Regions from separate parts of the Mus musculus genome. Here regions 1, 2, 3, 4 and 6 are each linked to region 5. A link is a loop called in an ENCODE intact Hi-C map of the cell type or tissue named here. Cell type or tissue: heart. All regions are shown on one strand.

Evidence for each region. Peaks named below come from ENCODE experiments on the same cell type or tissue, not always from the same donor. Only the 100,000 strongest peaks of a DNase experiment are listed, where the experiment ranks them.
Region 1: it touches region 5 in a loop (4-fold over the local background); 4 of 42 quality-filtered maps call a loop at or near these places.
Region 2: a loop joins it to region 5, with 3 times the contacts of the local background. A loop is called at or near these places in 12 of 42 quality-filtered maps.
Region 3: a loop joins it to region 5, with 5 times the contacts of the local background. A loop is called at or near these places in 4 of 42 quality-filtered maps.
Region 4: a loop joins it to region 5, with 2.5 times the contacts of the local background. A loop is called at or near these places in 3 of 42 quality-filtered maps.
Region 6: a loop joins it to region 5, with 3 times the contacts of the local background. A loop is called at or near these places in 2 of 42 quality-filtered maps.

Annotation. Positions count from the first base shown.
Region 1 is chr15:101,115,815-101,120,814 of GRCm38, reverse strand. Ankrd33 (ankyrin repeat domain 33) reads right to left here. Exons shown (of 5, transcript NM_001374225.1): 1 at 4,913-5,000; 2 at 4,467-4,700; 3 at 4,109-4,238; 4 at 3,790-3,930; 5 at 823-1,815. The coding sequence starts at 4,631. The coding sequence ends at 1,094. Among named protein-coding and RNA genes, the nearest start is that of Ankrd33, 2.6 kb to the right of the region's middle. In heart, a CTCF peak has its summit at 2,219 (motif pointing right); DNase peaks (open chromatin) are centred at 2,207 and 4,904; H3K27ac peaks cover 214 bases; H3K27me3 peaks cover 879 bases.
Region 2 is chr15:101,142,673-101,147,672 of GRCm38, reverse strand. It overlaps Acvrl1 (activin A receptor, type II-like 1), which reads right to left. Exons shown (of 11, transcript NM_001277257.1): 11 at 2,337-4,330. The coding sequence ends at 4,196. Among named protein-coding and RNA genes, the nearest start is that of Acvrl1, 17 kb to the right of the region's middle. In heart, no CTCF peak of the experiment used is centred here; DNase peaks (open chromatin) are centred at 892, 1,422, 2,042, 3,952 and 3 weaker places; H3K4me3 peaks cover 1,362 bases; H3K27ac peaks cover 3,975 bases.
Region 3 is chr15:100,758,705-100,763,704 of GRCm38, reverse strand. Slc4a8 (solute carrier family 4 (anion exchanger), member 8) reads right to left here and starts at 1,958. Exons shown (of 25, transcript NM_021530.2): 1 at 1,731-1,958. The coding sequence starts at 1,775. It overlaps Gm52175 (a long non-coding RNA gene), which reads left to right. Exons shown (of 3, transcript XR_003951485.1): 3 at 779-1,016. In heart, CTCF peaks have their summits at 1,617 (motif pointing left) and 2,049; a DNase peak (open chromatin) is centred at 1,974; H3K4me3 peaks cover 1,453 bases; H3K27ac peaks cover 1,142 bases; H3K27me3 peaks cover 2,179 bases.
Region 4 is chr15:101,054,161-101,059,160 of GRCm38, reverse strand. Fignl2 (fidgetin-like 2) reads left to right here and starts at 4,762. Exons shown (of 1, transcript NM_001214911.2): 1 at 4,762-5,000. The coding sequence starts at 4,762. In heart, a CTCF peak has its summit at 2,738 (motif pointing right); a DNase peak (open chromatin) is centred at 2,776; H3K4me3 peaks cover 317 bases; H3K27ac peaks cover 100 bases; H3K27me3 peaks cover 3,926 bases.
Region 5 is chr15:101,196,519-101,201,518 of GRCm38, reverse strand. Acvr1b (activin A receptor, type 1B) reads right to left here. Exons shown (of 9, transcript NM_007395.4): 4 at 2,505-2,735. Among named protein-coding and RNA genes, the nearest start is that of Mir6962, 5.2 kb to the right of the region's middle. In heart, a CTCF peak has its summit at 2,463; DNase peaks (open chromatin) are centred at 3,138 and 3,580.
Region 6 is chr15:101,044,523-101,049,522 of GRCm38, reverse strand. It overlaps Scn8a (sodium channel, voltage-gated, type VIII, alpha), which reads right to left. Exons shown (of 26, transcript NM_011323.3): 26 at 3,585-5,000. Among named protein-coding and RNA genes, the nearest start is that of Fignl2, 7.4 kb to the left of the region's middle. In heart, a CTCF peak has its summit at 2,693; DNase peaks (open chromatin) are centred at 2,112, 2,742 and 4,802; H3K4me3 peaks cover 1,711 bases; H3K27ac peaks cover 1,392 bases; H3K27me3 peaks cover 5,000 bases.

The DNA.
Region 1 (5,000 bases), 81 kb after region 5:
AAGTGAGCTGTCTGTGCCCTTCTGTAACTTTTCTGTAAACTGAAACTGTACTAAAAGTGCAGAGTTGCTTTTGTTTTTGATGAGGCAGGGTCTCTCTTTGTAGCTCTAGCTGGCCTGGAACTCACTTAGTAGACCAGGCAGGCTCCAAACTCAGAGTTCTGCCTGCCTCTGCTGGGATTAGGCATGCGCCACCATACCCAGGCATACTGTAGAGCTTTTCTTGTTTTGGTTTGTTTGTTTGTTTGTTCTTTTAAGATTTATTTATTTTATTTACGTGAGTACACTGTCGGTCTCTTCAGACACACCAGAAGAGGGCACTGGATCCCATTACATATGGTTGTGAGCCACCATGTGGTTGCTGAGAATTGAACTCAGGACCTCTGGAAGAGCCATCAGTGCTCTCAACTGCTCTCCAATCCTTTTATTTAATTTTATTTTAAGTGTATAGGTCTTTTGTCTGCATGTAGCTCTAAGCACCAAGTGAGTGCCTGGTACTCAAGAAGATCAAACAGGGCATCAGATCCCCATTACTGGAGTTACAGATGGTTGTAAGCCTCCATGTGGGTGCTGGGAACCAAACCTGGGTGCAAGGGCAGACAGTGCTCTTTACCTCTGAGCCATCTCTCCAGGGTCCCAGTTAGCTGGACGGCGCTCCTCACATCCAGGTAGCTCTCTCATTCTCAGTTAAGCATCCATGGACCCCCACAGGCACGTCTCTTGTGTGATTCTGATTCACAAGAAGTTGAGGATAAACAAAAGCCGACACGCATGATTACACGAGGGAGATTTTTTCACTTTGATGAACGGTATGCCATGCACGCCTCCCTAGCCTCAGCTATTTATTTGATACAACTTGGAGATTTCATGTGAGAGCAGTTTGCTTTCCCTTGCTTTAGGACGACCTACACAGAATACAGCGTGGGTATCACTACCATAACCACTGTAGCCAGCCAGTCCCCTGCCTGCAGACACTGGGTTGGTCCCTTCTCTGCTGCAGACGCTGCTGTGGACAACCGTGTATACTTGGTGGGAGCAGGTTCCCGCTGGCAGAGATAGCTGGGAAGCAGAAAGAGGCCCTGGCGGGGAATGTGTCTTACTTGCTGCCTCCAGCTTGGCCCAGCCCACCTCCTCGTGGTTCTGTTTCTTCCTCCTTCTTCTTCCTCTCCTGGAATCTCCAGACTGGAGGAGCCAGACTTTGCTGCCCCTGAGGCCTGAGTGTCAGCTCATACCGTGCAGAAGGGGAGGGTGCTTTAGAGAGGAGGATCTTAGGGACTTGGGACCTGGTGCTGTCCCTGGACTGTAGCCACTGGGAAAACATACTCTGAGGGCTTTGGTTGGGGGCAAAGACCTGGGGGACAGGGACTTGCTGAGGAGGGTGGGGTTCTGGGGGTGGCGGAGGGGCAGTACCTAAAAGTTCTGGCACTGATTTGCCTCTAGTGCCCAGCTTGGGTGGGTGATCAGGGCACAGTGTGTGGCAGGCAGTGCTCAGGAAGGGACTGGCTAAGCTGGTGGTGACAGTCACCAAGTGGTCCAGGACACCCCCTTCCTGCGGAGACTGAGCAAAAGAGAGGCTCAGAGTAGCCTGTAGCCTTTCTAGGAGGGATGGGGCAGCTGGAGCCTGGGCCTGGGCCTGGGCCTGGGCCACAAGTTGAGCCAAGGCTGGCCACTCTGGCTGGTAATGCAGGCTGAGCTGCTCCGCCTGGGGCCGCCTCAGCAGCTGCCGGATCTTCTGAGCAGTGTCAAAGCTGTCGGTCAGAACGGCCCATTCCAAGGCTGTCTTGCCCCGGACAGGATCCACGGAGCTCAGGTCAGCACCTGCAAGTGGCGCAGTGTGACAGATTGGTTAGTGAGCCACGGGCTGTACAAGGACACGTTCTACAGCAGCAGGGCTGATTTAAGCCAGATTCAAAACACCTCACAGACTGAAAGCCCAGGGCTGCAGACTTCTGTATAAGAGACAGGAAGCTACCAAGGTCAGGACTGGGGGAACCTTGCAGTGAGCAAACGGGGTCTCCAGCAGGCTCGCAGAGCCACCCTAGCAGGGTGGAGCATAGTATGCTCAAGACACAGCTGCTTGGGGGCAGTGCCCCGTTGCTGGACCCCTCCCATTTTGTTTCTTCATTCTCATGCCCTTGTCTCTGGGGCCAGAGAGACAGTCACTCTGAAACACCCACGGGGGTTGGGAAGGGAAAAGGTGGAGGCAGAGATTTCTCAGAGAAACCAGTAGAGGGCACCATCAGTCACCTTAGGGAGTAAGAAGGGCTCTACAAGACCATACACAGAGTGGTCCTTCACACACAGAGTGGTCCTCCACACACAGAGTGATCCTCCACACACACAGAGTGGCCCTCCACACACAGAGTGATCCTCCACACACACAGAGTGGTCCTCCACACACACAGAGTGGTCCTCCAGACACAGAGTGGTCCTCCATGCACACAGAGTGGTCCTCCATGCACACAGAGTGGTCCTCCATGCACACAGAGTGGTCCTCTACACACACAGAGTGGTCTTCCACCTACAGAGTGGTCCTCTACACACACAGAGTGGTCCTCCACACACACAGAGTGGTCCTCCAGACACAGAGTGGTCCTCCATGCACACAGAGTGGTCCTCTACACACACAGAGTGGTCTTCCACCTACAGAGTGGTCCTCTACACACACAGAGTGGTCCTCCACACACACAGAGTGGTCTTCCACACACAGAGAGTGGTCCTCCTCCCCATGCAAGGCTCCAGCTGCAACTGAATACTGCCTAAGGTTGGAATCAGTCCTCACGGATACCCCATCCATCAACCTTCACAGTGCTGTGGCCATCTTTCTCCGCCCGGGCCTCGGGCAGAGGCAAGGCTGGGACTAGAACTCAAGAGTCTGGTTTTAGGTACCACCACACCCTCACACCTTTCCCCATCTTATGTCTACACTCTTTGCTGGGACCCCCATAAACAGCTGTAGCTAACTGCACTAGTAGACTGTGAGAGGGTGGTAGCACGGGCCTCCTCCAATAAGTTGGCCTCGATCCATATTCCATTCCCATCTCTCTTTGTTTTTGTTTTTGTTTTTTGGTTTTTCGAGACAGGGTTTCTCTGTATAGCCCTGGCTGTCCTGGAACTCACTCTGTAGACCAATCTGGCCTCGAACTCAGAAATCCACCTGCCTCTACCTCCCAAGTGCTGGGATTAAAGGCATGCACTACTACTGCCCGGCTCCACCTCTCTTGCTGTAGCTAAATGGTATCTGCTGGGGTGGTAGTGGAGAAAGTGCAGCTTCACACCTGCCATAACACACCTGCCATAACACACCTGCCATTACATACCAGCCAGAGAACACCTGCCACAGCACATTTATCATAGCACACCTGCCATAGCACATCTGCTATTACACACCTGCCATACATATTACACCTTCCATAGCAGACCTGCCATAGTATACCTGCCATAGCACAGGGGCTGTGGCCCTAATGGCTGGGAGTGGGGATGGGGTGGAGTTGGGGGTAAGGGTGGGATTGCTGTGGGATGAGGTGGGAGTGTGGTGTCTCACACCTACATGAGCAGCCATACAACACCTGCCATTACACACCTCCCACAGCACACCTCCCACAGCACACCTGCCACAGCACATTTTTCATAGCAACCTGCCATAGTACACATGTCAGAGCATACTTGCTAGAACACACCTGCCAGCGCACACCTGGCAGAGAACACCTGCCACTGCACACCTGCCATAGCACACCTGGCAAAGCACATATGGCATAGTACACCTGCCATTGCACACCTGCCATTGCACACCTGCCATAAGGAGGGCAACTACACACTCGGAGCGATCTTGAATGGCAGCCTTCATCAGAGCTGTGAGTCCCCGCTGGTCCCTGCGTTCCAGGTCCAGGCCAGCAAAGTAGTTGAGCAGGAGAGTCACAAGAGACATGTGACCTGCAGAGACAGGACCACATAGCTAGTCTCTCAAGGTAAGGGAATGCTGAAGCTTGGCCTGGGAGACTCTTGTGCAAGGTTTGGGGCTGCTGTCCTAATGGCTGGGAGTGAGGGTGGGATGGAGTTGGGGGTGAAGGTGGGGTAGGTGTGGGCTGGGGTGGGGCGTTGTGTCTCACACCTGCTTGGGCAGCCAGCATGAGGGCTGTGTTCCCGTCTTTGTCTTGCTGGTTCACATCCAGGAAAGGACAGCAGCTGAGCAGAGCCACAATGGAACCAAAGCCATGGTAGCATGCAACCATGAGGCCTGTCTAGGGGACAGAGCAGCTTGGACCCCCACTTTCCACTAAGTTCTTCTTAGGACCTCCTTTCCCTCCTAAGTCTGTTTTCCCCCAGGGCCTATCCCAACCCCTGTCAAGATGGTTTTCACCCATCTAGAGTGGGGATGACTCTGTGACTCTCTGGGGACCCAGACCAGGATGTTATGTATGAAGCCTGGACTGTCCTCAACTGTTCTGGTGAGCCCTGGGGCATCTCACCCTCCCGTTGCTGTCCACTTGGGAGGCCTCCTCTGGGGACACACCAGCGTCCAGCCTGGCTTGGAGCTCAGCAAGGTCATTGTGGACACATGCCCAGTACAGTGTCTTCAAATTGCATTCAGGGGTTGAGGTCTTGTTGCTGGGGAAGGGCAGGGCCTCAGACATGTCCAGTCCTCTCGGGGCAATAGTGACTCCTCTGCCGCCGGCCCGAGTCCCTCTTTATTCAGCAGGCAGCTATGACAAAACGCCAAGGAGCAGTTCCTCCTGCAACCCTGAGTGAATAAGTCCCTGCAGCTGCACCGTCTCCCCAGGACAAACCTTTACCCTGGAGGGTGTCTCACCTCTGCCTAGACCCAAGACAGGTAGCCAAGCATCTTACTGTATGTAGGTCAGGTTCTCAAGGAAGCTCATGACAGGGGTTATCATTTCCCATCCCCCAACCTTACCTGGGACTCTAGGGTCTCCATCACAGCAGAGGGCCAGCCTGTGGCTCAGTCCACCCCCACACCTCAAAAGCTCACTAGCCCTTCTGTG
Region 2 (5,000 bases), 54 kb after region 5:
TCTGGGGGACAAGCAAGTCAATCTAGGTGGCTCAAGCCCAAGTTATCTATTTATCTGTCTAACCGTCTTCCTCCTCCTCTTCCTCCCTTTCCTCCTCCTCCTTCTCCTGCTTTGAAACTGTCAGAAGTCTGAACACTCAGACAGGCAGTTCTGGTGGCAGAGGAAGGAAGGGAGCTGGGGTACTTGAATCCTTCGTCCTATCTGCCGCTATCAGTTGCCCTTGGGCAACCGCAACCGGCGGAGGGGCTGTTGGTGATGGAGGTGATAATCTAGTATGCCCTGGCTTCTCGCCGCCACTGTGTCTCCCTGGGCAGCCCTCCCCTTCTTGTGTTCCTGCAGCCGGGGATGTAGGTCAATAGGAGTGGGTGGGTGAGAAAGAACAGAGACTCATCCAGACATGACACCCCTCAGGGCAACAGTGGTAACACTTGAACCTGGAAACTGCCTGAAAATAGACAGTGTGTCTATGACATTATGCAAATTGTATGCAAAGTCGAGGAGCCCTCTGTCTCTATTTCTAGCAAACGGAATGTGGTCCTGGTAGAAGCAGCAGCTTGTTTCAAGAGTCGCCCACCCGGAGCGATGACTGCACAGTTACCATCAATCCCAGCCCTGGGACACTGGACTGGGCACACAAACCCCTACCCTATCCCAGAGTAGGCTTCAATGCATGCAGATTTTGCCATCTTTTGGGCTGCCATTTCTTTATTCCGTTTGTATCCCTGACTGACCTCTGAAATCATCTTGTGGCTAAGGATAACCCTGAAATCCTGATCCTCCTGCCTCCACCTCCCAGGTGCTGGGATTGTAGGTATGCCTGGCTACACCTGGCTTTGGGATGCTGATCTTAATGCAAGGGGTAAGCCAGGGGAGGCATTGCTCCTTCCTCACAGGCTAGGGTGAGGTAGGACTGAGAGAGGATGGAGTCTGGGAAGGAAAGGAGCTGTCCATGAAAGCCGGGGTACCAAGAGGCCTTGGCAGAGGAAGGGCTGAGCGTCAGTGTCAAGGCTCAGGCTGCAGGGGCCACCCTCACTCCGTTTTGCATGCCCTACCAACCATACCCTCTCAGGGAGGGATAGAAATGCTTCCTCACTTTTTATATGTAATAAGGAAGTTGGAGGCTGGGGTCACCGCAGGAAATCAGAGCAAAGAGCAGAGAGGCTTGCGATTTCTCTTTCTTTTCCCCCAAGGCAGTAACAGCATGTGCAAGTGGCCAAGAATTTGGGTCCTAGTAACCTCGAAAGATTCTCTTCTAACAGCATGGTGACGGGTCAGTCCTGCCAGATCCTGTCCAGCCCACACGGAACTCTTGCACGGCTGTTTTCCCGCTGCCCTTTTCCCGGTCCTCAACCACACTGTGGTCATTTAGGGGCCTGGCCTGCCAGGCTGTGTGGACTCCAGGGGAAGGAAAGGTGGGAGAATGGGAATGCTATTAGTGTCACCATCCTCTGAGGGCTCCCTTCAGAGTCCTCGGGAAAGGTCTTGTCTGCTGTATGTGCCAGGGAGAGGTCCACGACCCCAGCGCAGAAGGCTGCAGATTTGTGCCCACTTGGGAGGCATGGGGAGCAGACCAAATTGTCAACCGCAGAAGAAACTGGGGCACCCTCCCTGTTTTCCTAAGAAAGGTCCAACACCCTCTTCTTAGAAAGTTTGTATTTCTGGGCTGGATTGAACCAAAAGACTCCTCCCAGCTTCCTTCAGTACGGTCTCCTATTCTCTCTCACCCCTCCAGTGGCACTTTGCTCATAGTTTCTGGGGTGGGGCGGAAGGGGACATGAGGTGTTCTCTGAGATTTCCAGGTAAGGGGAGCTTTTCATTCCGGGGGTGTGGACTAATTGCAGACAAGGGGTGGGGAGCACCTAGGGAGGGAATTAAGAAGGAGCTGAACAGGGAGGGGCGGAGCCGCCTCTGAGTAAGGAAGCACAAAGCTCCTTTGCTAGGTGTGGTTTCCAGGCACAGTCCCTACAGCCCAGAACAGCTGAACGCATGCACGCAAGCACGCACGCTGCGGCAGGGACGGGAAGGAGGGCCCAGGCCTACTGGGAGGAGCCAGCCCGCTGTAGGAAGGGAGCAGGGCAGCCGTGGGCAGCGCATTGGCCAGCAGAGGGCGACGTGGCTGTCATGGATCAGGTTGCTGTCTATCCCGGGTGGGATCTGAAGTTTGAACCTCACTCAGCACGGTTCTAGGTATGGGGGCATTCTAGAGCAAGCCTGTCCCAGGGAAATTTGGTGGTGTGTACTTTGGGATGCTCTACTTCCCATCCCCCTAGGGTTCTCTCTGGACCCCTGCAACTGGACCACTGCGGGGGGGTACTAGCCTGGAAGGCAGCAGAAACTCAGGGGGTCAAACATGGTTTATTGAAGACCTACTACATGCCTGTCACAGGCCAAGTGCTCCCACAAACTGTGTGGTTCCACTCACACACCTGCACTGGGAAGCATTTGAAGATAGTTGTCTCTAGAGGGCCACTCTCCTTGCCACGTTTCCAGTTGTTCAACCCCCCCCCCCCACCTCCACTTAGGATTTCCTGGCCTTGGAGGAGCTACTGTCTTCTGGCTCTGACTGTGGAGTCTGGGGATAAATTTGTTCCCAAGTTCAGTAGAAATAAAATCCTTCAGGCAAGAAAGCGATTCCCTGGCTCCAGTGACGGGAGAACCTTCAGACTTTGCCCCCACTGGTCTGGGGAAAGCCGGACTACTTTCTGTTTTTGTCTCGTTTCACTTCCTGGTTCTCCTTGGTCCTTGCATATTGCTGAAAGACAGGCTTGAGAGAGAGAACAGCGCTGGAGAGCTGGGAGGTCACACTGGAGGAACTCAAGAGGTCGGGGCCTGTGTGGAGCATGATGAACTCTCGCCGTTTCTCCCTTCAGTGGCCAATAGTTTCTAGGCCAGGTCTTCCCAAGATGGAGGCTGACCTTGTCTCTTGCCTGAACCCTGCTTTACCCTTCTTAAGCCTCGCCTACAGTTCACTTCTCTTCAGTCCATCAACCCAGGCTTCAGTTTCACCTGTTCAGTACGTGGGTGAACCCTTCACATTTCTAAATACCAGACTCTCTGTGTTTCTCTAGGCTACGTTCTCCCAAGGCTCACTTTCTGGGGTCTGGCCCAGGGTGTGGGCTTTGGCCAGAGAGTCACAGCCGGGGGTGGGGGTGGGGAGCAGAACCCTGGTTGCTGGAGGCTTCTTGACAGGGGCTAAGTTTCTTTCAGTATTGGAGACCCCAAAGGAAGCCACCCTTGAGCCCTGGGCAGAAGGCCAAGCCGCAGAGGGAGTCAGAAGTTCTTGTACTGCCTGGGTCCTGAGGTGGCTGCTAGCATAGCTTAAGGCAAGAACTGGGGCCTGGAGACTAGCCTAGGGGGCACTTTAGGCCATGCTGGAACCTGGCCGTTATTTACAAACCCCAGCTTGACTCAAGCGACAGCGGACAGGGCATAATAGACAAGACTCAGCTTTCACACAGCCTGAGCTTCAAAGAAAATCAGGCTCTGAGACACCTCAGAGGACATTGAGGCAAAACCTAAGATGGTAAGATGGTGAAGACCTCTCCTATCGAACGGAGCAATGCTGGGTCGATCGCTTCCACCATGATTGACCTTCTCCTCAGAGAGCCCTTGGATTTTGATGACCTAGTGAGTCAGCTGAGATGGTAAGGGGACAGAGGGTGGAAGAGTCAGGTACCGCCTGTCCCAAGAGACTAGCCAGGGGCTCTAATCAGGACAACTAAAAGGCATCATAGAAGCAATAAACACCCACAGAGAGACACTGAGGCTGCTGAGTATCCCTGGCTGAGCCCCGGCAGGTGGAATGTCTGCTGAAGCTGGACAGGGCCCTGTGCCATCCTGGCAGCTCTGACAGTTCAGTAAGGTTGACCAAGGGTAGGGAAGAGTGAAAGCCCAGGATCCGGGCCCGGGATTCCCTGGCTTGGCCACCCTGCCCTGGGAGTGGTAGTGGGTGTACCCTGCTGGCCTTGGGGATGGGGAACCCAGCCAGGCGTCAGAGAGCCGGCCACTTTGAGCAGCCCAGACGGAGGCAGATCGAATTTCAGCTCAGCTGTATTTTTGGCTGGATGGGCTGGGAGCCAAGCTGAGCAGGCACACACAGGGCAGCGTGCACACTCTCTTCACTCCCTCTACCCAGACAGGCTATGTCTTCTGCCCCAGCACACACTTTAGGCAGAGGAAGCCTGGTGGCCCTGGGCTAGTGAATCACTTTGGGCTTCTCTGGATTGTGACTGAGCTTCTGCAATGTCTTCTTTATGCGCAGTGCGGTGAGGCGAGCAGAGGGGTTGGGGTACCAGCACTCTCTCATCATCTGGGCCAGCCCGGAGAGGACCTGGGGGGTTGGGAGAGGAGCAGAGAGGAAAAAGAGGTACATGGGTCAGGAAGATGGAAAGGAGGCCCGGAAATGGCTCAGGATCGGGAGACATAGCAGGAGAAGGGACAGGGAGAGCATGTATTGGACAGGAGGCAAGAGAAGAGAATGGAGCCAGGTGGTGGTGCACACCTTTAATCCCAGCACTTAAGAGGCAAAGTCAGGAGGATCTTTGAGTTCCAGGCCAGCCAGGACTAGAGTGAGAGACAGGATAGCTAGGGTGAGATAGATCCTGTCTTGAAAAACCAAGGGGGGGGTAGAGGGAGGGGGAGGGGAGGAGCTGAGAATGAGGGAGGGAGAAGTGGAAGAAGGTGGCAAAACAAGCAGGAGAGAGCATAGGAGGGTGTGGAGGTCTTTGAGAGCCGCGCAGTGCACGGCCTCTGGTGAGCACCTGTCCCCCACCCCGCCCCCATGGCAGGATCCGCTGTGAAGGGTTTTCCTGCAAGTCTGTGTTGCACCTCTTGCAGCCTGAGACCTAGTGCACAGAGTACCGACTCCCTGCCCCTCCACCAGCCATGACTGAGAGTGAGGCAACGGCGGGCATTGCCCCAAAAGTGCCTGTTTCCCAGAAGGAGCCCATCCTGGGAAGCATAGTGGCCCCTGAACATGGCAGCCTGCCTCCTCTGGTTCC
Region 3 (5,000 bases), 440 kb after region 5:
GCACCTGAGTTTATGATGACACATTTCCTTTATGTAGTTTTTGTTGTTGTTTGGTTTTGGGTTGTTTTTTTTTTTTTTTTTTTTTGAAACAGGGTCTCATGATGTAGTCTATGCTGACCTCAAACACACAATCCTCCTGCCTCAGGAGGACTAGGACTACAGTGTTTTGTTTGGTTGACTTTGGGAAGCAGGGAAGGTAGAGTGTTTGTTCTGGCATGAAGACCTGAATCCAGACTCCCAGGACCCGTGTTAAAGCATACCAGCATTCGGGGCGGGTGAGAGGACCTCACCATAGGCTGATCCCAAGGGCTCATGGCCAGCTGATGTTCAGTGTAAGAACATGTATGAATAAATAAGGTGAATACCAGATATCAAACTCTGGCCAGCCACCACATGAGTGCTCGGGCACACACACACACACACACACAGGCATCCACACACAATTCTTACTTCTAGCCAGGGTATGGCTCAGTGGTAGAGCCTTTGCATAGCAAGTAGAAGGCAGTCCATCCCCAGAACCGCCAAAGGCAAAAAAACCAACCAACCAAACAAACAAAAACGCTAATTCTCCTTTTCTACCAGCTGGAAGAGGCAAGAGCATGGCCTATTTTTGCTCACTGTCTCCCAAACAAAGGTTGACTATAACATAGCATGTCATAAGATCAGATGGGGAAAGGTTTTCCAAGATCTTAGATCTATTTTTGTGACTGGCAAGCAAAGGCTACTTGCCGGGAAGAGGGGCAGGGTGTGTCATGCCCACTTCATTCACCACATGCAGGAAGTTCTCCATGCCTCCTCCCAGAACCCACTCCTGATGTCAACATGGCATTTGCTTCCAAGACCCGCCACCCTTCCTGCTTCGGTACTAGTCTCCGGCTCAGCTCCCTTCCCTCCTTCAAACCCTCTTGGCACAGCAGTAACCACACCTGATCGGGTTTCACAAGAAAGCCGGTGTGAGAATTCAAAAAGCTACTACTCACTGGATATCACACAATAAACTGTGTTTCACGGAGTCCTTAAAACAGCCTTGTGAAGTAAACCGTACACATATTTCCATTTTAATAGATGGGGAAACCGAGGTTCCAAGAGACAGGTAGCTTACTCAGATCGCGAAGCCTATGAGAAGCAGGTTGGAACCTGTACCCACTGACCCTTCACACCTAGTCCAATGCTTCCTAACATTAGCCGCCCCTGTTGTTCTAGGTAAGGCTGGTGGTGTCGGCGCTGTTGACACCTCACGGCTCCCCTGGTTCATGTGCATCCATACCCAGAACTTGTCAGCTGTCTGGGCAGCACGGAGGGATCCACAAAGCCGGCTACATTCTCAGGGCTGTTCCCAGCCTCCCGGTCTTTGCAAGGTTTCCTCTGAGTCACTGAGGAAACAGAGTCAAAACACAAAGACCCGCGCAAGGTCCCTGGATTCCCTCTCGTCCACCTACAGCATAACTAGGCAAGGCCAGAAGCCGGTGTGGGCCGCCAACCGGGACCCGCGGACAGAGGTCACTGCTCCGGGACACCGGGCAGCCGGCGACGCAGGGGATGCTGCAGTGCCGGCGGCTCCGGGCTCGGCCCAAGGTCACCCTCCCCGGCCACCCGGAGCGCCCCCTGGCGTCCCGTGCGGGCCTCCCCCCTGCCCTCGGGGACACGCCTGGAACCCCGGCTGGGGCAGGAGCGGGGCGGTGGGCAGAACACCGAGGCTGAGCCGGGGAGGAGCGGGAGGCGGGGCCCACCTGATAGCTGAGGACGCCGTCCGGCTCGTTGCTCCCGGCGGGCATGGCCGGGCGGAGCCTGGTCTCGCCGGTAGGTTCCAGGTTGAGCTGCAGCAGTCCGCGCCCTGTAGTCCAGTGTGAGACGATCGCACGCGCAGCGACCCCTACCCTGGATCCAAGGATCGGTCAACCATCAACCGGCGCCACCTTCATAGCCATCAGCCCGCGAGGCGCCCGCAGCAGCCAATCAGAGGGCGCCCCGAGCAGCCAATCAGCGCGCGGAGCACGGGAGGACGCTGTCCGGCGGTACCCTGGGCTACCAGGAAGAAGGGAGGAGGGCGCCAGAGAGCCAACCCCCTCCCCGCGCCGGTTGCCTTAGAAACCGCCTCCCCCCTTAGGGGGCCTCCGGGCTCCGAGGTCCTTCCTACTGCTTGCTAGGAACTGAAAATCCCTGCCTCTGTTTGCAGCTGCACCTGACTCTTGGGAAAGTGTCAGGTTTACCTGTTCTGATTTTATTCCTCGGAAGATGGGTTTTAAATTAATAGAAAATTTCCCTCCGAAACCAAGATGGCAGGAGGAAGTAATGAGAAGAGAGAGCCTTCTAAAATTACTTTTAACCCTTGAGTTAGTGGCCAGATTGAAGAGCGTTAGAGAGCAGCAGACAGGAAGCAGTCAAAGAGGCTGAGACTCGGGTCTCCCCAGTCTAAGACTGACAGCAGACAGTGGGGGTTGAGCTGAGGGTGATTTCAACGTGTCCAAAAGACATACTGTAAGACGAATTATTGTTCAGCAGCGGAACTAACCGATCTGAGGCGAGGTTGGAAAGTGAGGAGTAAGGCATTCGACTTGATCTGAGTTTAAAAGGAAACAGAGTAGGTTAACCATCCGTAGCTTGAGAGAAAGAAAGGGGCCTTTGTCTTCTGTCTCCTGAGAGTGGAGGTGAGTCCAAGCCATTGAGGGGAAAGGGATCGTGGCAATCAATCTCAGCCTCTGCCAAAACTGCAGAAAGGAGCATGACCCAGTACATGTCAAAGTTCAACCCTTATGGTGGTGCAGGCTCATCTAGCCCTCAGGAGGCTGAGGCAGGATAGCAGCAAGTTCAAGCCTGCCTAGACTTCCTGGTTAGACCTTATCTCACACAAAAATATTTTTTTTCAATCTCCACATATCATCAGTACACACTGTAATCAAAATAAGAAACAAGATTGGGCCTTAATGTCTCTGGAGCTGGGGAAATGGCTCGGTCTAAAAAGTTCTTACCATATAAGTGTGAGGAGCAGAGTTCAATCCGCAGCACCTAGGAAAACTGGGTCTGGAGGCAAAAGCTTGTGATCTCAGTGCTGGGGAAGGTAGAGACGGCAGAGTCCCCGGAGCTTGCCAGCCAGCCTCAGTCTCAACCAATCCATGATGAGCTGCAGACTTGGTGGGAGATTCTGTCAGAGAGTGCTGGAGAGACAGCTCAGCAGCTAAGGGAACTTGTTGCTGTTCTAGAGGACCTGGGTTGGGTTCCGGGTCCTCCATGGAGGCTCATAACCATCCAGAATGCCAGTCCCAGGGAATTTTTTCATCTCTTCTGAGCTCCTCAGGTGCAAGAAATAAATGTAGCACACAGACATAGATGCAGGCAGAACACCAATGCACATTAGAAAAAAAAAAAAATAGCCTCGCAGTGGTGGCACACACCTTTAATCCCAGCACTTGGGAGGCAGAGACAGGCGGGTTTCTGAGTTTGAGGCAGCCTGGTCTACAAAGTGAGTTCCAGGACAGCCAGGGCTACACAGAGAAACCCTGTCTTGAAACAACACAACAACAACAACAACAACAACAACAACAACAACAATAGTGGAGAGCTATTGAGGAAGGTGTCTGCCATCAAACTCTGGCCTCCACATGCATACTTATACATGAGTACACACATAAATGTGCACATGTACACACTCACACACGCATGTGCATGCATGCACATCATTTTTTAAATAAGATTTAAGTATGTGATTACACTGTCGCTGTCTTCAGACACACACCAGAAGAGGGCATCAGATCCCATTACAGGTGGTTGTGAGCCACCGTGTGGTTGCTTGGATTTGAACTCAGGACCTCTGGAAGAGCAGTCAGTGCTCATAACCCCAGAGCCATCTCTCCAGCCATCACTCACATCATTATTTTTGATCATCTATAAAAGGAACCTTGCCTGGTTATCATCTCACAACGTTTTTTCTTTCTATGCCTTTGTACTCCACATAGCTTCAGAGGTTGCTAGGCATCTAGAAGATTGCAAATATATGTATGTTTATTTCAATCTATTTATACATGTATTGAGGTTCAGCGAAATGGCTCAGCAGGTGACACCACTCATCACCAAGCTTCATTATCCGAATCTGATCCCCCAGGACCTACACGATGTAAAAAGAAACCCACTCTTGCAAGCTGACCTCAGACCTCCATGTGCACAGCACGGCTTGTGCGTGTGCGCACACACCTGCCAGGGTGAAGAGAGCAAACATCTCCAGTCTGGGGCCAAGATTTGAGAGTGGTAACATGCAGAGTAGCCACAGTCGGTCCAACACGGAAAACAGTAGTGAAAAGAGCAGTAGAAAGAAATGTTATAATTAGAAGATGTTCTGGTAAGGCTGGAGAGATGGCTCGGCGGTTAAGAGCACTGACTCCTCTTCCAGAGGTCCAGAGTTCAATTCCCAGCAGCCACATGGTGGCTCACAGCCATCTGTAATGGGATCTGATGCCCTCTTCTGGTGTGTCTGAAGACAGTGACTCTGTTCTCATATACAAAAAATAAATCTAAAGGAAAAAAAACAGTGGGGTGGGGTGGGGAAGCAACTCGGTGACAGTCATCCCAACCAGTCCTAGTGAAGGGCACAACTCTAGGTCAGCCAGGTACTCAGTACAGACTTGATGCTGAAGGGGAGCAGGAGGCACACTTGGGAAGCTGGACAGGATGCTGGAGGCTTTGAGATCAATCTGTCAATATAGGGAGAACCCTGTAAGCTCTAAACTCTGTCTCTTTTTGTTTGTTTTTTTGTTTTTGGAGGCAGGGTTTCTCTGTGTAGCCCTGGCTCCTGGAACTCACTCTGTAGACCAGGCTGGCCTCAAACTCAGAAACCTGCCTGTCTCTGCCTCCCAAGTGCTGGGATTATAGGCGTGCGCCACCACATCACGCCCAAGGCAACTCTTATAAGGACAACGTTTAATTGGGGCTGGCTTACAGGTTCCGTGGTTCAGTCCATTATCATCAAGGCAGGAACATGACAGCATCCAGGCAGGCCTACATCTTCA
Region 4 (5,000 bases), 140 kb after region 5:
CACACAACACACACACACATGCACATACATAGACTCACACACACACAGACACACAGACTCACACACACAAGACACACACAGGCAGACACACAGAGATAGACACACAGACACACATAGGAAAACACAAAGAGACACACATGCACACACACACACATAGAAAGACATACAAAGATAGAAAGGCACACACAGATGCACAAACACACACATATAGATACACAGAGAGACAGAGAAAGAGACACAGACACATACAGACATACTCAGAGAAAGACATACACAGACAGACATAGAGACACATATGTACACACATGCACACACACAGAAAGACACAGACAGACAGATGGGCACGTACACACACACACACACCACCCCTGTGTGGAAAGAGAGTGCTTTCTCCAGAGTCCCAGCTACCAACCACTAGGGCAGACCACAAAAACTAACCAAGGAGCTGTTTTCCAGCCCTGGGCCACGTGCAGCTGTGTGGCAGCATATCCACAGGGAAAGGGACAGCCCTTTCGGGGCTGTTTGGCCAGGAGGATACAGTTTTCCCATGAGGTTTGAAGAGCAAACCCACAGCACTGGGAGACAGCTATGTCCATTTCCCTAGGCCAGGACAGGTGTGCTCTGTCTCACATGGGTGAAGCACAGAGCAGGGGACTAGGAAGTGGCATAAGGACCATCTTGTCCTGTCAGAGCAGGAAGACTTCTAGCCAGTCCCTTGTTCCACCCCCCCCCCGCCCCCCACGTCAGTAACCTGTTCAACAGCGGGCCAAAAGGCACCACCTGGGATTTGTAGTTTGGACTGCTTTTCACAGTCCTTTTGAATCCCCAGTCCCTCTGCCTGCTGGATATGATGCCCTTTAATCTGGAGATACAGGTTCCATAAGGTTGGGTAGTCTGCTCAGGGTCCCCTGTAAGTGTCTGAGTCTGGCTCTGAAATACGCTTCTGATTCAAAGCTCCTATCTTGCCCAAGTCCTGTGTCTTCCCTCACCCCTGGCCTGGCTGACCTAGGGGCTATAGGACAGAGTATGATTTGGGAGGGTTGCAGGAGGGCTGGTGGCTGTGTGGACATGTTAAGGGCTGGTAGCGGGGAGGGAGTTGCAGATCTCCAGCCATCCTGAAGGCCAGACCTGTGTGGCTTGGTCTGTAAGGATGGACCTCGCTCCAGTCTGCAGTCTTCAATGTGTTGTATGCATTCGCAGGTCCAGTCTTGCAGTGTGTTGTATGCATTCGCAGGTGCTCTTGCTGGATACCGGCACTTCCAAGTGCACACGGACCCAAGGCTGCACACACTCTTGCTTTCTGGTGTGTCTCCAGGCTCCTTTTGCTACCAGGTTTTTCAACTTGAACACAGGTGCTGGGGCCTGGCCTCCCTTCCTTTTTTTGTTCAACCCTGTCCTTATACACTAAGATTTAGACCAGATCTTTGTCCTTTCCCTTGCTGGGCTTGAGGGGAATGTAACACTCTAGAACCCAGCTCAGCAGAAGTTGCTGGAAGAACAGCTCTTGCCTCCCTGCTATCCTAAAGGCCATGTAACAGGTCATGGTCACCACGTGTAGACAGACATCCTCAAAAGAAGTGGTTCAGAGCCTGGCTGGCAGTTAGTGGGGACCTAGGGTCAAGGGAAGTCATCTTGGAGATATGAAGAGTACACTCACCAGGGGGAAGGACCTGGTGTACAGCAGTTAGGCTGGACTGATGATCCTGTGCTAGCTCGAGATGGGGATCTATTGAGGTGGGTGGACCGTCAAGCTTTTGGTCACGAGGTGGATACGGACGCAGATAAGAGTGAAAACAGGAGCCATGGTTTCGTGTTTCTTTTTTTCCTGGCTAACGTGGGGAGACCTTGACCTGAAGTGTTTGAGGAGAGCCAGCGAATGAGTGGTATAGGTGCCATGTCAAGCACGGGGTCTCCTGCAGAGGAAATTGAGGGCCGAATCAGTCTAGGAGAACCCGTCAAAGTGGAAACCTGGGATCCTTAGTCCGATGAGTGAGCGCCAGCGCTGCCTAGCGGAGGACTTGGGTGAAGACTGCTGGAGCCAAGGCTGGACAGTAAGAAGAGACACTGCCCGATAAGGGAGTCGAGGGTCGGGCCCAGGCCTGGACCTTCATTGTGCCCTTCTTCCCTCCGTTGGGTTTGTGTACCCAGGGGAGACGCGGTCCTCAAAGTCACATGTTTTTCCTCTGAGCCAGAACACAGGTAATAGTAACTGTGGGCAGAGCCTGGGTTTGATGTAGTGACACACTTGCATTGATGTAACTGATGCTACCTCCTGTGACCCTGTCACTGGGTCACTTGTCACCGGACGTCCTGGGAAACTGCTCTTTTGACTGGCTCTCATCTTTGAAAACCCCTCAGAGAGAGCTGAGGCTCTGAAAAACACGCCCCTCATGTAGTACGTCTGGCTGCTGGCACCCTCCAGGACTTACCTTCCTTCTAGGAGCCAGTGACTTTCCTAATGCCTTCTCTGTGGACCATCAGGCATTTGGCTACGTGGTTGATATAGATGGTTAACATGGGGGGGGGGATTCACTTTCCAAGGCTGTCTTTTGCCATTAGCCATGGCACGGCCACGTTGCTGTGTATGACCATTGCCACTATGGCTGGGTGTGCAGAGCCGGTGGAAACACTTCAACCCCATCTCTTGGTCCTCTCTACAGGCTCACCGTGGTTAGTTTTGTTGGTGTGCACTGTACAAGAGCCCGTCTAGCTCTGTAGGTTGTGATGTCTCCAGCAGGTGGCAATAGAGTATCCTAAGGGAGCCGCCTGTGGTTTGCTTTGCTCTGTGCAGTTGAGGCTGGCGTTAAACACCAGGGCTCAGGCTCCTGAGTGCAAGGAATGCAGGCAGGCACAGCTGCATCTGACCAGCCCTGCTGTTCCAGATGTACTGGTCCTGTCATCCGGGATGCACTGACACCCCCCCACCCCCGCCCGTAACCCTTCATGGTGCTACCAAAATACCAGTCTTTTGGTGAGTCCTTAACTAGGAGTGTTATGCTCTCAAGAGCCCCAAGGTCAAAGGCCTCTATTTCCTTACTCCACAAAGGATGTTGCTTTCTCGACTTCTCAGCTGGCTGAACCATTCGGGATACCTTTTGATCTAACCCCAGGCCTAGTAGGACATGCAGGATTTGATATGATTGATATGATATTGCCAAGAAGCTTGGGAGTGTTTACCTGGCCCGCGGGAGACTGTGGGTTCCAACCCCAGTGCAGCAAAATATGCACATACCAACACAGAGTTTGGAAGCTTTGGGCTTGAGAAATAATCACTGTAAAATCAGTATGCCATGGGCTTATGTCATCTTTGGAATTTTGTCCTTGGGTCAGGTCGGTTCACTGGAGGCAGGTGCCTACATGGTTCTATTTCTTGGGCCCTGTATCTCTTATTGGTTCAGGACTGGTGCCTTGATGGGTGCTAGAGGAGGGTGTAGGACCAGCCTGGGAACATTTACCCTCTTCATGGTCCAGAGGTGGTATCTCACAGATTGGCTCTAGGATCCCCACACCACAAATAGTTTTGCTCCCTTTGAGTAAGGGTGTTTTGTGAAATGAGTCTGACCACAGCTCCCTCTTCATTTGGTGACTGGGGAGCTCAGAACAAAGTAGGGTTCATCTTTAACCCCTCGGGTGATAGAACCCGGGTCCCCGAGCATGAGATGAGGCAGGTACTTTACCAGCCCTGTGATGCACTTGACATGATCTGCATGCTCGTACTATCTCACATACCTCAGCACACCATCTGTTCATCCCAAATAATGTTTGTAAGGTGATAAGAGTCATTTTGGATGGAGCAGGTAGCAGGCAAACAAACAGCATTCGGTCAGGTTCTAGTTTTTTGTTTTAAATTATTTATTATTTATTTAATGTGTATGAGTACACTGTAGCTGTCTTCAGACACACTAGAAAAGGGCACCAGTCCCCATTACAGACAGTTGTGAACCACCATGTGGTTGCTGGGAATTGAACTCAGGACCTCTGGAAGAGCAGTCGGTGCTCTTACCCACTGAGCCATCTCTCCAGCTCCCAGGTTCTAGTTTCTTTAGGCCAGTGGTTCTCAATCTTCCTAATGCTGCAACCTTAAATATAGTTGCTCATGTTATGGTAATTCTCAACCACAAAATTATTTTTGTTGCTACTCCATAACTCTAATTTGGCTACTGTTACGAATCATAATATAAATTTGAGTGGGTTGGGGCGGGGAGGGGTATGACCTGAAGATTGAGCTTTAGCCAAAGGCCGGAAGAAATCAAACCGCAAGGAAATAAGGTTGCTGGGCTAGCCACTGTGGTTTCCAGGGCTGATGGGTACGCTCACATCCCAGGGCCTATGGTGGACCTTTGAATCTCAAGGGAACGCCAAGGTGGACAGAGTAGGATGTCAACCTGTTGGGCCTCATATCCAGCAGCTCTGGACAGGCTGCACTAATCTTTACAAACCTTGATACGCTGCAGTGGCTGGCCCATAGTGAGCGAACAGCAAGTGTCTGCTACGGGTGAGCCTCACATGGTCTGGCCCTTCCCTCGATCTGGTCCATGGAGGGGCATAGCCGGTGTGGTCAGGGTAACTTGCCGGGAGTGAAGGTTTACTATGGCATTTCTGCATTCCTCTTGGAGTACAGCAAACTATTTTAAAAAACTAACTCTAGGTCTAAAGGGTCTCGGGTAGCCTGTCATTGGCTAACCAAGCTGTCAGTGGGTCCCTAGAGCCACTGCAGGAGCTGACCAGCCGCTGTTCTTCTCGCCTGCAGCTCTGTTGAAGATGCACTGGACACCGGAACACGCCCAGCCCCTAAACCAGTGGCCAGAGCAGCACCTGGACGTCTCCTCCACCACTCCGTCGCCGGCTCACAAGTTGGAGTTGCCTCCAGGGGGTCGCCAGCGCTGCCACTACGCTTGGGCACACGACGACATTTCCGCCCTCACAGCCTCCAACCTCCTCAAGCGCTACGCCGAGAAGTACTCCGGAGTCCTGGACTACGAGCGCCCGGGCCTGGGCAG
Region 5 (5,000 bases):
GTAGTAGTGTTATGTGTTATTGCCATTATTTGTGTTATTTTGTTTTTTAAGTTTTATTTATTTTATGTATGAATGCTCTATCTGCATGCACACCTATATGCCAGAAGAGGGCATCAGATCCCATTACAGGTGGTTGTGAGCCACCATGGAGTTGCTGGGAACTGAACTCAGGACCTCTAGAAGAGAAGCCAGTGTTCTTAACCACTGAGCCATCTCTTCAGCCCTGTTTTTGTTTTTTGTTTGTTTTTGAGACAGGGTTTCTCTGTGTAGCTCTATAGACCAGGCTGGCCTTGAACTCAGAGATCCACCTGCCTCTGCCTTCTCTGTGCTGGGATTAAAGGCGTGCGCCACTTGGCTGTGGGGTCTTATTAGAGAGACAAGCAAGTAGCCCAGTCAGTGAGGAAGATGCTCAGCAGCGCCACTTTATCGCCAAGTCTGGAATGTGCAGGTTCAGTTTGTTACCGATTGATGGCTTGCTTCCTCGCTCTGACAGGAGGCTCTCCGTGCTCCACCCACTGCTGCCCAGGAGGAGAGCCCGCTCTTGCCTGCACTCCTCCCTCGATCATGACCCAGTGCAGCACCTGTCTCACTGGAAATGTCTCCTTCCACTTGGTGTCCATTCTCAGGCCAAGGGCCATGATGAGAGCAGAAGGATCCCATTTGTGCATCCCTGTTGCAGAGCCAGGAATGCTCTGAGCACTCCCACAAAGGCCATCTTGCCCTTCAGGAAAGCAGTGGAAGGCAGGGAGCTTGCTGACCCCTCTCTTTCACTTTGGGGTGGCAGGACGGAGGACAGGGAGAGGAGAAAGCAACACTGATCAATCTGGCTAAGCTTGCTGCTGTTGCTAGGAAGATTAGAAACTGGGCTGAAAGCTTCCAAATTCTAGGCTGGTGCTAATCCCAGGGCCTCACACTGGCTATATCATGGTAACAAGGCAAGAACAAAGGGGTCTGACTCCCTCCTTTCCTGGCCCTAACTCAGATCCCAACTCATACAAGCTTCCAGAATCAATAAAGGCTGGCTGCTAGAAATGTCTCAACCTTGTCAGCTCTGACCCCAAAGAGGGCCATATTCTAACCAGTAACTCCTTTCTGAGGAGGCCATGACCTGCCATAGGACAGTTGGAGCCTTTTAATGACTCTAAGACGTCTGGGATAGCAGCAGCTCCTCAGAGGGCTGAGACCGTCTCTTCTTCCCCTGCACTAACACCCAGGGCTCTTCAGCTGTTGGGCAGCCAGGGACCTGCAGCCCCGCAGCACTCTGAAGAACACGCTCAGCTGGCATTCCCCATACATCTGTGGACACTAGCCTCTAGTCATTGTGCTGCAGAGGGAAGTGTGTCACAACTGCCAGACACTTCTAAAACACAACTCAGTGCCCTCATAATTTCTGTGTTCCAGGGGTACCAAATGCCAGGTGTGTGTGTATGGTGTGTCTTTGTAGGGCTATGTGTACATTCATGCAAGTACCAGCAGATGCCAAAAGAGGGCATGATATCCCCTGGAACTAGAATTACAGGCCACACAACATAGTATGTGTTAACACACACACACACACACACACACACACACACACACACACACACACATACACACACACGGGCATGGGCACGCACAAAAGTCCAGCATAACCTTGTCTCTGTCTACCCCTCCCCTGCTTCTCCCATGTATATAAAAGGCTGAGACAGAGAGACTGTACATTTGTGGCTAGGCTGTCCTATATGTCTAGTCTGCCTTATGACAAAGGAGAAAAAACGAGGTGGGGGGGGAGGAAAGGGGATAGAAAAGAGAGGGGATAGAGGGGGGAGGAGAGAGGAGAGAGGAGGGAGGAGAGAGGAGAGAGGGGGGGAGGAGAGGGGATAGAGGAGGGAGGAGAGGGGATAGAGGGGGAGGAGAGGAGATAAGAGGAGGGAGGAGAGGGGATAGAGAGGGAAAGGAGAGGGGATAGAGAGGGGAAGGAGAGGGGATAGAGAGGGGAAGGAGAGGGGATAGAGAGGGGAAGGAGAGGGGATAGAGGAGGGGGAGGACCGGCAGCAGAAGCTCTGGGGCTCTAGGTATAAAACAGACCGAAACCAGTCTCATAGCTATGAGGTGACACTGAAAGGCCAGTGTCTGCTTATGGTGGCTTCCCTACGACAGTGTGTGTAACGCTTGTGCTGTGTTGTAGACCGTGTATGTGTCTCTGCCACCTGCCCAGGCAGGTGAGAACGTAATTCCTATTGTAGCAGTTTTCAAAACAAACACACGGGAGTCCCAATGGGGGCCATGCTGGGTGCAGATCGGAGAGCAAATCAAGGGATAGAGGAAGAAAAGCCTGTGGGGCATGGGAGGCCTTCTTAGCTACGCAATAACCCAGGTTCCGTGTGAGCATCTTGGCATAAAATGCTCCACATTTAAAGTGGGTTTAGAACTATGGTCTTATTCAGACCTGCTGTGTGCAGCAGAGCAGAGCAGCCAGGCCTCTCTAGCGCCAACAAGTGGCCACTGACTTTGGGACACAGTACCTTTATTGTCAGCAGCAATAAAGCCAAGGATGTTTTCATGGCGCAGCATGACGGTCTGGTAGATCTCTGCTTCACGGAACCAAGACCGTTCTTCACGAGAAGAGAAGATTTTCACAGCCACGTCACCACCCCTCCAGCGACCACGCCATACTTCCCCGAACCGGCCCTTGCCGATAATCTCTTGTAAAACAATGGTTCGGGCCACTGTGCGCTGGACAAAAAGGGGTAACCCTGTAGGCCAAAGAATAGAGAAAAATCTGACACTGCAATTTTGCCAAACTCTGGGCCTGCCACACAATATACACCCCCAGAAAGGCCCTCCACCAGGTGTCTCTCCACTCTCCCTGGCCCAATAGCCACAGGATGCTATAGCAAGGCAGGAGCCATGCTAGGTGGTTTACCAGCAGGCTAAGCACAAGTCAGCACAGAAAAACACATGCTAGCTGCCCTTAGCCAGGACTTCCCCTCCAGGCTATACGGATGAAAGACTACATGTAAATCTTTGACTAGAGTTACCAACTCACTGATGGCTGCTTTATTCTGGTGTAACAGGAAGAATGTAGCAGACTCCTGAGTTGGGCACTGCCTTCTGGCCACCCTGCTCACTAGCCACTAGAGGGCGATGCTGTGTGGCCAACAAAGCAGACCTATGGTGGAAGCACACAGGGTACGTAGCTCTGCAGAGGAAGAGCAGGAAGCTCCAGTGTAGACTGGGGACTACCCACACTAATTCATGACTCAGTTTACTGCCTTGTAGGGCTCATCATTGCTTCATTTGACTCATCTGATGTCTATCTCTCCTTCTATCCAATCCCCTTATCTATCATGACTGACTTCCATTCTCTCACTGGACCAAATAACAGCTGTTAGTAACCCTAGGTTTGCTGGATTTACTGTGTGCTTAACATGCACGTGTGTCTCCGCCAGGGCTTTACAGAAATTCCATCCTGCCCTGTCCCACTCTGCCCTCCTCCTAAAGGCGCCCGCCCGCCTGCTCTCCGGGCTCATCTCAGCCTGCTCTTGGCCCCGTGCAGCCACATCCAGCCCTGCTTCACCCCATCCTTTCTAGTAAGACACTGGCAGGCCAGTGGACCCATCCTCCACACCACTGCCAACACTGTCCACAGGGGAAAATGACCATGCGTCTGTCCGTGTAAGAACCTTCAGTCACACTCCGACCTGTGAGATAGTGTGGCCCCCAGAGTCTCTGACACCTGGCCAGCCTGCCTCCGCCCCCTCCAGACACGCCATGCCAGTCTCCTTATGAGTTTTTAAACAAACTGAACCTTCACAGCTTTCTGCTCTCTGCATTCAAAGCCTGCCCTGTGGCCTGGAACGCCCCTGCTGCTTACCTCACTTACAACCTCAACCTGTTCTTCAAGACTCCTCTATGTGTGCACGCTGTACAACCATTCCAACAACCATGCCAGCCCGTCTGAGCAGGCTAGCTCCTTCCCAGTCTTTGTTTCTAGGGGATGTTCAGTACTCATCTGTTAATAAGGCCCAGAGTTACATACATAACATGAGCTTAATGCTTTAAAGATAACATTATTTAAAAACCCAATACCTAGACTAGAGAGATGGGTCAGTGGTTAGGAACACACACTGGACAGGGCATGGCGATGCACACTGTTAATCACATGCTCAGAAAGCAAAGGCAGGTGGATTTCTATGAGTTTCATGCTAATCTAATCTACATAGTAAGTTCTAAGACAGCCAAGGTTACATAGTGAGATCTTGTCAAAAAAGCAAGCAAGCAAGTAAGCAAGCAAACAAACAAGCATGCCCAACTGCTCTTCCAGAAGATCCAAGCTCAGCTCCCAGCACCTACATCACATGGTTCACAAAGTCCAGCTTCAGTGGATCTGGCATCTCTGGCCTCTAAGGGCACCTACTCAGCTACACATACCTGCTCACCCCCTGCCCCCATAATTAAACAAATAAGACAATACTTGGGAGCTCTGTGCACTCTGTACCAAAATGGACTGAATTACCCACAGAAAACTGTCATTAAACAAAGTATCTACCAAGGCTCAGATGGTCTGAAACATCTGGAAATTCCCAGGACAGTAAGACCACCTCTCTCAGGCTCTTTCAACCACTGTCTGACCTTTGTTGGGAAAGCATATGCTGGATATTTTCTAGGTTTCTAAAAATGTGCAGCTTTTAAATATATTCATGTTGGTGCACTCTACTGCCGAGCTTCATAAAGCCAAAATGATGGATATGATATGTCAGAGCTCACAGGACTCCCTGAGTTCCAGGAGGGCATCTGGCCATGACTGATGGTACAACTTCCTTGTGTAACCACAGTCTAACCCATGGCGGGGAAACAAAGTCACACACAGTGAGACCTGTGTGTTCACATGTGTGTTCACCTGTGCTCACATGTGTGTTCACCTGTGCTCACGTGTACTCACCTGTGCTCACATGTGTGCTCACCTGTGTGTTCACCTGTGCTCACGTGTGCGCTCACCTGTGCTCACATGTGTGTTC
Region 6 (5,000 bases), 150 kb after region 5:
TAGACAAGCAATCCCAATTATTCTTTCCTTTATGATGTCATATCTACCTGTGGCTATTCAAAGCCATGCTGCTTCAGGATCTTCTTCCTGTCTGTCCTCCATCTTGGTTTTTTCCTCTCCTCCTCTGAGTCCCTCTCTGTCCCTGCAACTCTTCAGGCTGCCTCCCTTTCCCCTGTCCAATCACAGGCCTCCTGCTGCACTAATATTTTAATGTAATTGGACAGGGAAAATCCTGCCACAGAAAAATTAGGGACACCGTTTAAAAGTTCTGTGGAGAGGCAGGTCCTTGCCTGCCACACACAGCTGGACTCTTAAAAATGTACCATGGGCCAAGGGAACAGTATTCTTGGCTCTCTCTCTTAGGGCTCACTACAGGTTCACAGAGGCAACACCAGAAGCAGCCTCTGGGGGCGGGGGTGTGTGTGTGGGGGAGACAAATGCATGTATTTCCAGGATTCAAAGAGCGATAACCTCTTGGTTTTTGGCGGTCCAGATAAGCTCTCCCGCAGTTTGCCATGTACCTAGCATTTGAAGACATCGTGGGAATGCCAAATCAAGCCACCTCCCCAAATTGCCAGGGGTACCCCTGAGAATTCACAGTGGGGACAGCCTCGCAAACAGAGCATGTGTAACTATAAAAACTAGGTAGGGGTGCTGGGGGGAGGGCCCTAGGAGTCTTCTCACGGCTGACACAGTTGTTTGATGGTGACACAGTCACCTGGAACTTGGCGAGTAGACCCTAGAATCTCTGCACTCATTGGAGGGATGCACTGAAGGACACATGGCTTCTCTTAAGAATGCCCAAGAGAGCTGGGGAAATGGTTCAACGGGTGCAGTACCATGCAAGTGTGAGGATCAGAGTTTGGATCCCCAGCACCCATGCAAAGCTGCATCGCTGGGGCAACTCAGCAATTCCAGCCCTTTGGAAGGCAGAACTAGGTGCTCCCTCAGATTAAGATGGCTAGCTGGGCTAACCCTATCAGTGAACTCTGGATTCAACTGAGAGAGTCTGACTTTTAGTAGGGAGGGAAGGGATAGAGCAGGTTTGCCTCAGGCCTGTACAGATGCACACACAGGGCTCCACACCACACAGAGTGGGGAGGGGAAGCGGGGAGTAGTCACAAATGGCAAGTCAGGAACCTTCCCAGGTAGGAGGGCTAGAGGCCAGCAAAATGTGGAGGCTGGAGAGAGTGTTCTTGGCACCATTCATATTTGTCAGAAGAGCATAAAATGGAGGCGAGATTGTGGAGACCTGAGGCTAGAGGAGTCAGGCGAGACTAAGCTACCCTTAAGGCCTGGTACACTACAATGAAGCCTCGACTTACAGGCGTATAGGTAGCTGTGGCTAGGGGACTGGTTCACAAAACTTCACACAGGCAGTCAACAGGCCTTTCCTGAAACTTGGGCACTAGTCAGTGTTGGAGCAACGTGAAGACTTCCTTCTCATGGGCAGGGCAGTAAAAAGATCTAACAGCAGCGTGTTGGGTGTGATAGGGGGCCGGGGATATGTGTGTGTTGACTGTGCTTGTACGTGGCTCCCAGAAGGGATGAGACAGTAGGGCCCACAGTCAAGCCACCTTGGGAAATGATGTGAGATAAGTGTGGGCCCAGTGTGTGGATGGGGGAACTGGGAATTTGCTCAGATTTAAAATGAGGGTTTAGACTAGCAGTCATACGTGCTAGCAGGCTAACAACCAGGCATGGGAGACCTTGACTGAATATGGACGCTGATAGTGAGCAGAGGGTCCAGGGCTTCTGTTAGAGGGCAAAGGGTGGTAAATGAATTAGAAGAGGTTGGGGTATCAGTGGGGTTAGAGTAGGCACTTCAATATAAGGTCCAGATTCCTACCCAGTTCCACAGCCATTGCTGTGGGTTGGGTCACCAGTTCCTGCCCTCCATAAGGTGGAGGGGGTGGGAATGGGGAGCTGCAGGGGTGGGGGAAGGAGAGCTGCTGGGAACCTCGTTCCTCTGGACCCTGAGCAGTCAGATCTGCGCCCCCCCCCCTAGCTGAGTTGTCTCTGCCTAGAGCGTTCAGCTTTCCACAAAAGTTCCTCGCCTCTACGCCACAATCTCCAGTCTTGCAACAGAGCCTCGGCATTCGAAGCCCCTCCCTCAGGCCGAGTCATGGTGTGGGCGCTGATCCTGGCCCTCTGTAACCGGTTGCTGCCCCTCACGAGCGCGCTGGACGCCATGGGCCCCCACACAGCAGTCCGCCTGGCGGAACTGCTGACCCCCGAGGAGTGCAACCACTTTCGTTCACTCCTCGAGGTACCCGAGCCCGACCTGGACAAGGAGTTGGCCCGGTTATCTGAGGACTTGCTGGCGACGCCCGAGCCACCCGCATCCCGGCGTGGGGCGCAGGACTCGGTGGGACAACAGCGGCGGGCGGCAGCGGAGCTGGTCCGGCTATCTGCGGACCGGCGGGCAACGCCCGAGCCACCCACACCCTCGCTTAGGGCGCAGGACTCGGTGGGAGAGCCGCTGCGGGCCACAACCGCGCAGGCTTCGGAGGGGAGGGAGGGCACATCCGAGTCCAGTGAGGTTTCTGACCGCTGCCGCGAGGCGCTGGCAACCTGGTTGGCCGCTCAGGCTCCGTCCCTGTCGTGGGACCGCGTGGCCCGAGCCCTACGGCGCAGTGGCCGCCCGGATGTGGCACGGGAGCTGGCCAAGAACCTCCACCAGCAGGCGACGTTGCAGCTGCGGAGGACCGGCGCAAATTACCTGCAGCAACTCCTGGCCCCAGCCCCGGCCCCGGTCCCGGTCCCGGTCCCCGCCCCCGTCCCGGGTCCCGCCCCCGGTCCCGCCAGGGTCCCTGTCCCGGCTCCGCGTGCTCGCCGCGCCGCCGCCCCCGCGCCTGACTGGGACAAGCTGGATCTGATCATGGAGCGCCTGCCGCAGCCCCCGTACACGCGCAGCCTCTCAGCCTGGGTGGGGCCGCTGGCGCTCGGCCTTTTTGCCGGCTTCCTGGGAGCGCTGTGCACCGGGGCGCTGATCACCGTGCTCACGCTGTGGATCACCGGCGACAACCGCGACGACGACCCGGCGTGGCCTCGTGCCCGCGGCCAGGCCGCCGCCTCCCGGCCCAGGCCGGCTCGGACGCCCTGCAGCTGGGAAACGGAGCCGCTCCTGCCTCGGTCCTGGGCGCCGCAGCCACCCTTGCCCCTCTGCCCGTCTCTGTGAACCGCTTGACGGCGGCGCACCGCTATAAAGTTTCCTAAAGCGGAGGAGGGAGCAGTCTGTGGCTGCTTGGATGGAAGTGGGGACAAGGGAGCTGGCCCGGGGTCCCCAGCGTTTCCCAGCGCCCGCGTGCCCCTGCTTTTGGATACTCTCTCGTCTGTCTGCTGTGTACCAGGAAACTGCTCCCTACTCCTTAGAGTCACAGTTGGCCTCTTGAACTGGAGTTGTGTGACTTGCAAGGCCGCGTGCCCGCGCATAGCACCACTCAGTCATTCGGGCCACTTTCCCACCCACCTCTGAGGGACGAGTCAGCCCTACCTGGAAACCAAACCCCGGAGTGTCTGTTGCCAGGGAATCCTAGAGTTAGGGGCCTGGAGCGAGAGAGCCATGACAGAATGACAGGCCATTCCAAGAGGAGAGTTGAAAACAAGATTGACGTAACCCTTTATTGCAAATTCTAAAGTAAAAAGATGTACAGTACAAAGTAAAATTGAAAATCCAGACTATAAACTTCCAATCCACTTATACATTCTCATTTCTCAAGCATTTCTGCCATTTCCGCATTAACAGAACAGGGAACGAGTGGAGGGGTAAGGAAGGAGATACAGCAAAGGGAAAAATCAGAAGAATCACAAACCCCAGAAGCAAGTGCAAGGAAAGACATTTCTCGACCTGCTGTCCTGGTGATGAGAAGCGGGGGGTGGTGGAGCAGTGCAGTTTAAAATGGCTCTCAGAATAGCAGCGTTTATGGTACTAGTTCCTCTTCCTCAAGTCCAAAGAATACTTTGCCCTTCCCTGGCGCCTTTGTCTCTGTATCTCAGAACGCTTTACAAAACATCTAGTTAAAGCCTCACAACACCCCTGTGAGGTAGGTCAGTATTATTACCCCCATTTTACAGATGGGGAAACTGAGGCACAGAGAGGTTAAGTGACTTGCCCAAGGCCACACAGCGAGCCAGTGGTCAAGCTAGGGATGGAACACAGTTCTGTCCCTCTTCTGGAACCACTGGACCACGCTCCCCTTTACCTATGTACATTCTTCACACACACACACACATACATGTGCACACCTGCCCACTTCACCCCACTTAGCCTCTATGTACAGCAAACAGCAGTGGGGTCAGGGGCAGGGGTGCCTCAGGAGTGTTTTAATGGAGGAAATCTTGGCAGTCTTGAGAAGAGGCAAGAAGCACAGGCCGGGGTGCAAGTCTTGTCCTCTGAACCCAGACTTCCTCTTCTCCTGACCCCCCTGGCTGACTGACGGCAGCTAATTCTTTAGGGGGCGGGGGAGTACCTGAAAATGAAGGAAGCTTTTTGCAAAACTTTGGGCAACATCTGAGAAAAGAAAGAGGCATCGTTCCAGAAGATGCCCAGGGTTCAGGTCACCATGTCCGGACCCATGGCAATTTCACCTCCACAGAAGGCCTGGAGGCTGGAGCTGAGGGACAAGGACAGGGACTGACCTACCAGCCGACTCTCTCTAGTTCAGCTACTAGAGTGGACTAGAGTGGGCACTTCAAGATCCTCCTGAGTGTTCCTAGACCAGGAGACATGGCCTGGAGAGGGATGTCCCCAAGGGATGCCCCCTCCCCTGCACAAATGTGAAGGGGACAGCCCCAGTCTGCCGGTCTGATAATGGGAGTGGATGGAAGGCAGGGCCAGCACGAGCTGGTGGACTGGAAGCTGCCGGGCAGCGTGCTTGCGCTAGCCTTGGGAGGTGGGGGGTCAGGAGAGGTTTTTTTTTTTTCTTTCTTTCTTAAATCATAACCATGAACAAGGCAGAAGTAAGGCCAGACCAGCTAGGTTGGTTGAAGTCATCTCT